Regions from separate parts of the Homo sapiens genome. Here region 1 is linked to region 2. A link is an interaction called in ENCODE POLR2A ChIA-PET data of the cell type or tissue named here. Cell type or tissue: Panc1. All regions are shown on one strand. Links, peaks and the distances in the headings refer to the core of each region. The heading gives the core; the rest is flanking DNA.

Evidence for each region. Peaks named below come from ENCODE experiments on the same cell type or tissue, not always from the same donor. Only the 100,000 strongest peaks of a DNase experiment are listed, where the experiment ranks them.
Region 1: POLR2A ChIA-PET joins it to region 2 with 11 read pairs; 3 of 35 experiments call an interaction of 5 or more read pairs at or near these places.

What each region holds. Positions count from the first base shown.
Region 1 is chr12:112,369,234-112,372,573 of GRCh38, reverse strand. The region is part of intron 1 of HECTD4 (HECT domain E3 ubiquitin protein ligase 4); the gene reads left to right. Among named protein-coding and RNA genes, the nearest start is that of HECTD4, 12 kb to the left of the region's middle. In Panc1, for the core only: no CTCF peak of the experiment used is centred there; no DNase peak of the experiment used is centred there; H3K27ac peaks cover 420 bases.
Region 2 is chr12:112,053,024-112,056,363 of GRCh38, reverse strand. NAA25 (N-alpha-acetyltransferase 25, NatB auxiliary subunit) reads left to right here. Exons shown (of 24, transcript NM_024953.4): 14 at 1,796-1,976; 15 at 2,707-2,806. The region is part of intron 1 of LOC124903022 (a long non-coding RNA gene); the gene reads right to left. Among named protein-coding and RNA genes, the nearest start is that of MIR3657, 17 kb to the right of the region's middle. In Panc1, for the core only: no CTCF peak of the experiment used is centred there; no DNase peak of the experiment used is centred there.

The DNA.
Region 1 (3,340 bases), core at 456-2,955, 320 kb before region 2:
AGTGGCTCATGCCTGTAATCCCAGCACTTTGGGAGGCAGAGGTGGGCGGATCACACGAGGTCAGGTGGGCGGATCACGAGGTCAGGAGATCGAGACCATCTTCGCTAACACGGTGAAACCCCGTCTCTACTAAAAAAATACAAAAAATTAGCCGGGCATGGTGGCGGGCACCTGTAGTCCCAGCTACTCGGGAGGCTGAGGCAGGAGAACGGCGTGAACCCAGGAGGCGGAGCTTGCAGTGAGCCGAGATTGCGCCACTGCACTCCAGACTGGGCGACAAAGCGAGACTCCATCTTAAAAAAATAAAAAAAATTAGCGGGGCGTGGTTGGCTACTTGGGAGGCTGAGGTGGGAGGATCACTTGAGTCCAGGAGCTGGAAGAGGCAGTAAGCTATGATTGTGCCACTGTACTCCAGCCTGCATGACAGAGTGATTCCCTGACACCAAAATATTAAAAAAAAAAAAAAAAAGATGTGATTATGTTTAAAGTGTATTGACTCTCTTTATAAGGTGCTATGTTGCTTGGAGGTTATTTTATGCATATTCAGCCAGCTGCCTATTGTATTTGAAAGCAAAACTATCCCATCAACATAATTTTTTCTATAGTAGTGGAATCGTTTTTTGTTTGTTTGTTTGGTTGGTGATCCCTGCGGAATTTTCTTTTTTCTTTTTTTTTTTTTTTTTTTTTGAGACAGAGTTTCACTCTTGTTGCCCAGTCTGGAGTGCAACGGCACAATCTCGGCTTACCGCAACCTCCGCCTCCCGGGTTTAAGCGATTCTCCTGCCTCAGCCTTCCAAGTAGCTGGGATTACAGGCGCCCGCCTCCACGCCCAGCTCATTTTGTAGTTTTAGTAGAGACGGGGTTTCTCCATGTTGGTCAGGCTGGTCTCGAACTCCTGACCTCAGATGACTCGCTTGCCTTGGCCTCCCAAAGTGCTGGGATTACAGGTACAAGCCACTGTACCTGGCTGGAATTTTCTTTCCTTTTTTTTTCTTTTTGAGATGGAGTTTCTCTTTTGTTGCCCAGGCTGGAGTGCAATGGCGTGATCTCGGCTCACTAAAACCTCCGCCTCTTGGGTTCAAGCTATTCTTCTGCCTCGGCCTCCCAAGTAGCTGAGATTACAGGCATGTGCCACCATGCCCAGCTAGCTTTGTATTTTTAGAAGAGATGGGGTTTCACTACGTTGGTCAGGCTGCTCTTGAACTCCTGACCTCAGGTGCTCCACCCACCTCGGCCTTCCAGAGTGCTGGGATTACAGGTGTGAACCACCGCGCCTGGCTGGAATTTTCTTCCTTCTCAATTTGTTTGCAGTGTGGCTAGGCAGATGAGATAATAGATAGTCTCTGTTTCAGTTTTTCTCCAATTGTATACCTAAGGTCTTGCTAAATAAATCAGCTTTGATTATTATCTGTCTTCTTGGCTTCCATCTTTACTGTCATAAAATACTACCTGTTGGCTCGAGCTGCTGGGTGGGTGGTCATACATCTCTTCTTTCCTAGGTCTGAAGGTAACTGTGGTGTTAATTATGAAAGTACTGTCAATTGCCGAAAGTGCCCCATGCTTTCCCCTCCCCACCTTTCCCTCTTGTTTTACAACAGTGGTTGTGGGGTGAACACAAGGAGTGTAGTCTGCTTTACAAGATGTTTAGTCAATAGTTGTAGACAAATGTAAATAACAGCAGGTGATCAACTATGGGACAAATGCATAGGAGAGAAATTGCAGAAATTGTGTAACTTTTATTTTGATCCTGTATTTTAAGCACAGCTTATGTATCTATTAATTAAAAAAAAAACTATGAGTAGTACATGAATACATTCTTGACAAAACGGAAATAACAGGTAAAACTGAAGTCCCTTTTAAGCACCATCTCTAATTTGGATCTCTGTGTCCTTCTTGCCCTGGCTAAATTAGTGAAAATTTTTTCGTGTATATTCTTCAAGACCATTTTAAAATTTTGGTGTGTATATAACACATTCTATTTTTTTCTTTTTTACATAAAGATGTCATACTAGACATATCTTTCTGTAACTTGCTTTCTTTTTAAACTCAAGGATATGTTTTGATCATTCTGTGTCTCCATATATATATCTACCACATTATTTTTAAGTGCTGCACAAGACTCTAGAAATGCCACAGTTTTATTTAGACATTCCCTATTGATGAGTATCTTAGTTTCCTGTTGCCATGTTAACAGATTATCACAAATTTCGTGGCTTAAGGCAACATGGATTTATTCTCACATTTTTGGAAGTCAAAAGTTTGAAATGAGTCTCACTGGGCTAAAAGTCAAGCATTGGTAGGTCTGGTTCCTTCTGCAGGCTCTAGGGGAGAATCTGTTCCCATGCCTTTTCCACAGCTTCTTGTGGCCACTTGTATTTCTTGGCTTGTTGCTGTTTCCTCCATCTTCAGAGTATGTTACTGCAGTCTCTCATCTGTCATCACATCGCCTTCTCCTCTGACCCACTCTTCCCACATCCCTTTTATAAGCACCCTTGTGAGTACATTTAGGGCCCACCCAGATAATACAGGATAATCCCTCCATCTCAAGATCTTTAACTTAATCACATCTGCAAAGTCCCTTTTGCCATCTAAGGTCACATTTACAGGTTCCAAGGATTAGTAGGTGGACATTTTGGTGGACGCCATTATTCAGTTGAGCACGATGGGTATTTTGGTTGTTTTCAGTTTTTCACTCTTAAAAACAGTCCTTCAGTACAGATTCTTGCATGCCTGCTCATGCACACCTGAGATTATTTCGCTAGGGTAAGTGGAATTGCTGGGTCATTGGTGACAAATTAATTTTAATAGATACTACCAAATTGCCCTCCTGTGTGATTACCAATTATAGTCCCGGTATTAGTGTTTGATAGGACCTCTTTTCCGCACACCCTCTCAGAGGCCATTTTAGAACTCATAGGTTTGCTTAATTTGGCTGGGTGAGGTGGCTCACACTGTAATCCCAGCATTTTGGAAGGCTGAGGCAGGTGGATCACTTGAGGTCAGGAGTTCGAGTCCAGCCTGGCCAACATGGGAAAACCCCATCTCTACAAAAAATGTTTTAAAAATTAGCTGGGCGTGGTGGTGGGTGCCTGTAATCCCAGCTACTTGGGAGGCTGAGGCAGGAGAATTGTTTGCACCTCAGAGGCGGAGGTTGTAGTGAGCCAAGATCACACCACTGCACTTCAGTCTGGATGACAGAGCGAGACTCTGTCTCAAAAAAAAAAAAAAAAAAAGAAATCCTAGGTTTGCTTAATAAGGCAATAACTTTCGCTCCAAAAGATGCATCCAATGGATGTAATTGGGTACCTAGAAATGCACGCTGAACCCTGGTCAGCCAAAG
Region 2 (3,340 bases), core at 319-2,818:
TTTATTTATTATTAAATTTTATTTTTATTTTGAGATGGAATCTTAACTCCGTCCCAGGCTGGAGTGCAGTGGTGCAATCTCGGCTTACTGCAACCTCTGTCTCCTGGGTTCAAGCAATTCTTCTGCCTCAGCCTCCTGAGTAGCTGGAATTATAGGCACCCGCCACCACGCCCGGCTAATTTTTGTATTTTTAGTAGAGAAGAGGTTTTACCATGTTGGCCAGGCTGGTCTCGAATTCCTGACCTGAGGTGATCCGCTTCCCTGGCCTCCCAGAGTGCTGGGATTACAGGTGTGAGCCACTGTGCCCAGCCAGTTTTTGTATTTTTTGTATAGTTGGGGTTTTGCCATGTTTCCCAGGCTGGTCTCAAAGTCCTGGGCTCAAGCCATCTCCCTGCCTTGTCCTCCCAAACTGCTGGGATTACAGGCATGAGCTACTATGCCCGGCCTATCTTTCTTTTCTTCTGGAAAACAGCATATAGAATATTACCTTAAAATCTTACTGCATGGTGCTTTCATTTTTGCTGTTGTTACTGACTGTAAAAGTAGCTTGTATAAATTTTGGAAAGTAGTTTACTTAAAATCTCACTTTTTTGGACCTCAAAAGCACTCTTATCACTTTTGCATTTTTTTTTCTTTTTTTTTTTCCTTTTCTATTCTTGAGACAAAGTTGCACTCTGCTGCCAAGGTTGGAGTGCAGTGGCATGATCACAGCTCACTGCAGCCTCAACCTCCTAGGCTGAAGCAATCCTCCCAACCTCAGCCCTCCTGAGTAGCTGGAACCATAGGCAGTGTGCACCACCACATCTGGTTAATTTTTTCAAAAATGTTTTTAGTAGAGACGAGGTCTAGCTATGTTGTTCAGGCTGGTCTCAAACTTGTGGGCTCAAGTGATCCTCCCACCTCAGCTTCCCAAAGTGCTGGGAGTATAGGCATGAGCCACCATGTCCAGCTAACATTTTTGTTTGTTTTCTTCTTCTCTCTCTCTTTGTGCATATTTTAAGAGTTGAGATCAACTCTTTGTACTAACTTGAATTTTCTGTGTGTGTGTTTTACTGAACATTATTGCACATTTTCCTTTGTAATTAAAAACTCTTCATTAACGTCAAGTAGTTATATGACATTTCCATGTGTCGAAGTTACCATAATTTACCTACTCATCCTCCCATCATTACATCACTAGATAGTACGATAACTATTTTTGTATATAAAGCTTTATCTGTATTTCATAGTATTTTCTTTAGATGGATCCTAAAGAATAAGTAACTTAATCTTGAAGACTAGAGATACATGTACCTTTTGAAATTTCATAGACCCAAAAAAAGTATCATTTTAGTTTGATTATTGAGTAAATATTTTCAAACATCCTATTTGCCATTCTGTTAGTAGAGTTACATATGGAAGAAAAATGATGTCTATAGATAACATCTGTCTGGGGTTTTATAGAGGAAATCCTGCAGGGGCAAGGTGCTGAGCTCCAGTTTTCCTTCAAAGTCCATCTCTTCCCAGAATCTGAGATTCTGTGAGATTCTATAACATCCCCCCACAAGACCTGGCCACTTAAAATCTGCATCGTTTTTGCTGTGGGCATGTTTAAGAATAGACTTAACTATTGAAGGACTCTCTGTTGAGGCGAAATTCTCTATTTTGGTTACAGGTGTATATCTAAAATTTGTTCTCTGTCATTTAACTTCATTTATTGGGGGGGGTGATGATGTCAATAAGGTTTTGTTTTTTGTTTTTGGGAAGCTTTCATTTGCTGTCAAGATCAGTGGATAATGCTGTATTTTGGTTCTAGGTGATGAGACCACTGTGTGGCAGGCCCTGACTTTGCTGGAAGAGGGATTAACCCATAGCCCTTCCAATGCTCAGTTCAAATTGCTGCTTGTTCGAATCTACTGTATGCTGGGTGCATTTGAACCAGTGGTGGATCTTTACTCCAGCCTCGATGCTAAGCATATCCAGCATGATACCATTGGGTTGGTAGTATATACTCTGAATAATGAGCAGCCAGCTATACCAGTGTGGGGTACACAGGACTCTAACTTAGATTTTAAAGTTGATTGTGACATTAAGCCTTTCTGATTAAATAATAACCTGTTATGATCCATTGCAAACCAGAAAGATTTTTATATCTCCCAGCATTTTGTGGTAATTTGAAAATTTGCACAATTTAGAAATGTAAGAGAGTTTTCCCCAGAGATAGCAAACACCTATATACTTTGAACCCTTATTCTTAGCACACATTATTTTGAAGTGTTCATTTCCGCTTTGCAGTTGAAGTTGACACATGTAATTTATTTATTGACCTCAACAAAGTTTGAATTTGTATTTTGAACTTGTATTTAGACTACTCTTTATTATTATGCTAGTATCACTTAATGGCATTTTCTCTGTTTGTGGTGCTGTTTTAGGAAGACAGCATTATGTTCTGTTAGAACTTTTATGTGTCATTAATCATCAGAGTGTAAGAAAGCCTAGTTACAGAACTTTAGGTCTCCCACAAAACTGAGTTAACTTTTGGCTTTTTTTTTTTTTTTTTTTTAAATTTTAACTGGTGAATTAGATCATTTCTGTGGGAGTATGTTTTAGTGTTTTCTTATGCCTAGCTATTTTTTTGCCAAGTAATTTGAAGCGTAATATTTGTTACTTGAGCTAGGTAAGTAAGTATAACATGTCTTTTTTTTTCCTTCTTTCCTTCTGATCTAGTTATCTTTTGACCCGATATGCTGAATCTCTAGGTCAGTATGCTGCTGCGTCCCAATCCTGTAACTTCGCACTCAGGTTTTTTCACTCCAACCAGAAAGATGTAAGTGAAAAACTATTTTTTAACTGTGATCTTGTCTGCTGACTGCACACTATTGAGGAGCACGTCACCACATGTCACAAGTACACATGTTAAGGTGCACCATGCTGAACTAGCAAGTGCCCTTAGACCAAAGCTTACTGTCCAAGGCTGGTAGGGAGAGGTAGAGAGTTATTTGTGTTTGTTAGAATGGGCGTGTTTAATAGAATCCTTGGAAAGTTGCATTTAAAAACTGGTATTTACTGACTAGGAAGTGTTAGTCCTCTTAGACCTGGCTTTTAATCTCTAAGAGACTTTTCCAAGGGTATAAGAAACAGTCCATAAGCGTTCATAGCCTGGGATGCCGTGTAACATCCTGCAATAGCAGCTGCTCTCTGTTACTTTTATTTAACTCTGAAATGTATGTCCATTGTGCTCTTTGCCAAAGGTGAATGTACTTGTATTTTCTTAGAAAATTAAAAGGCATTCCGAGAAACCTAGGTGAATAATATGTTTTTTAAAGTAGCAATAAATAGAGCTTCTCTGTGCCATAATGAA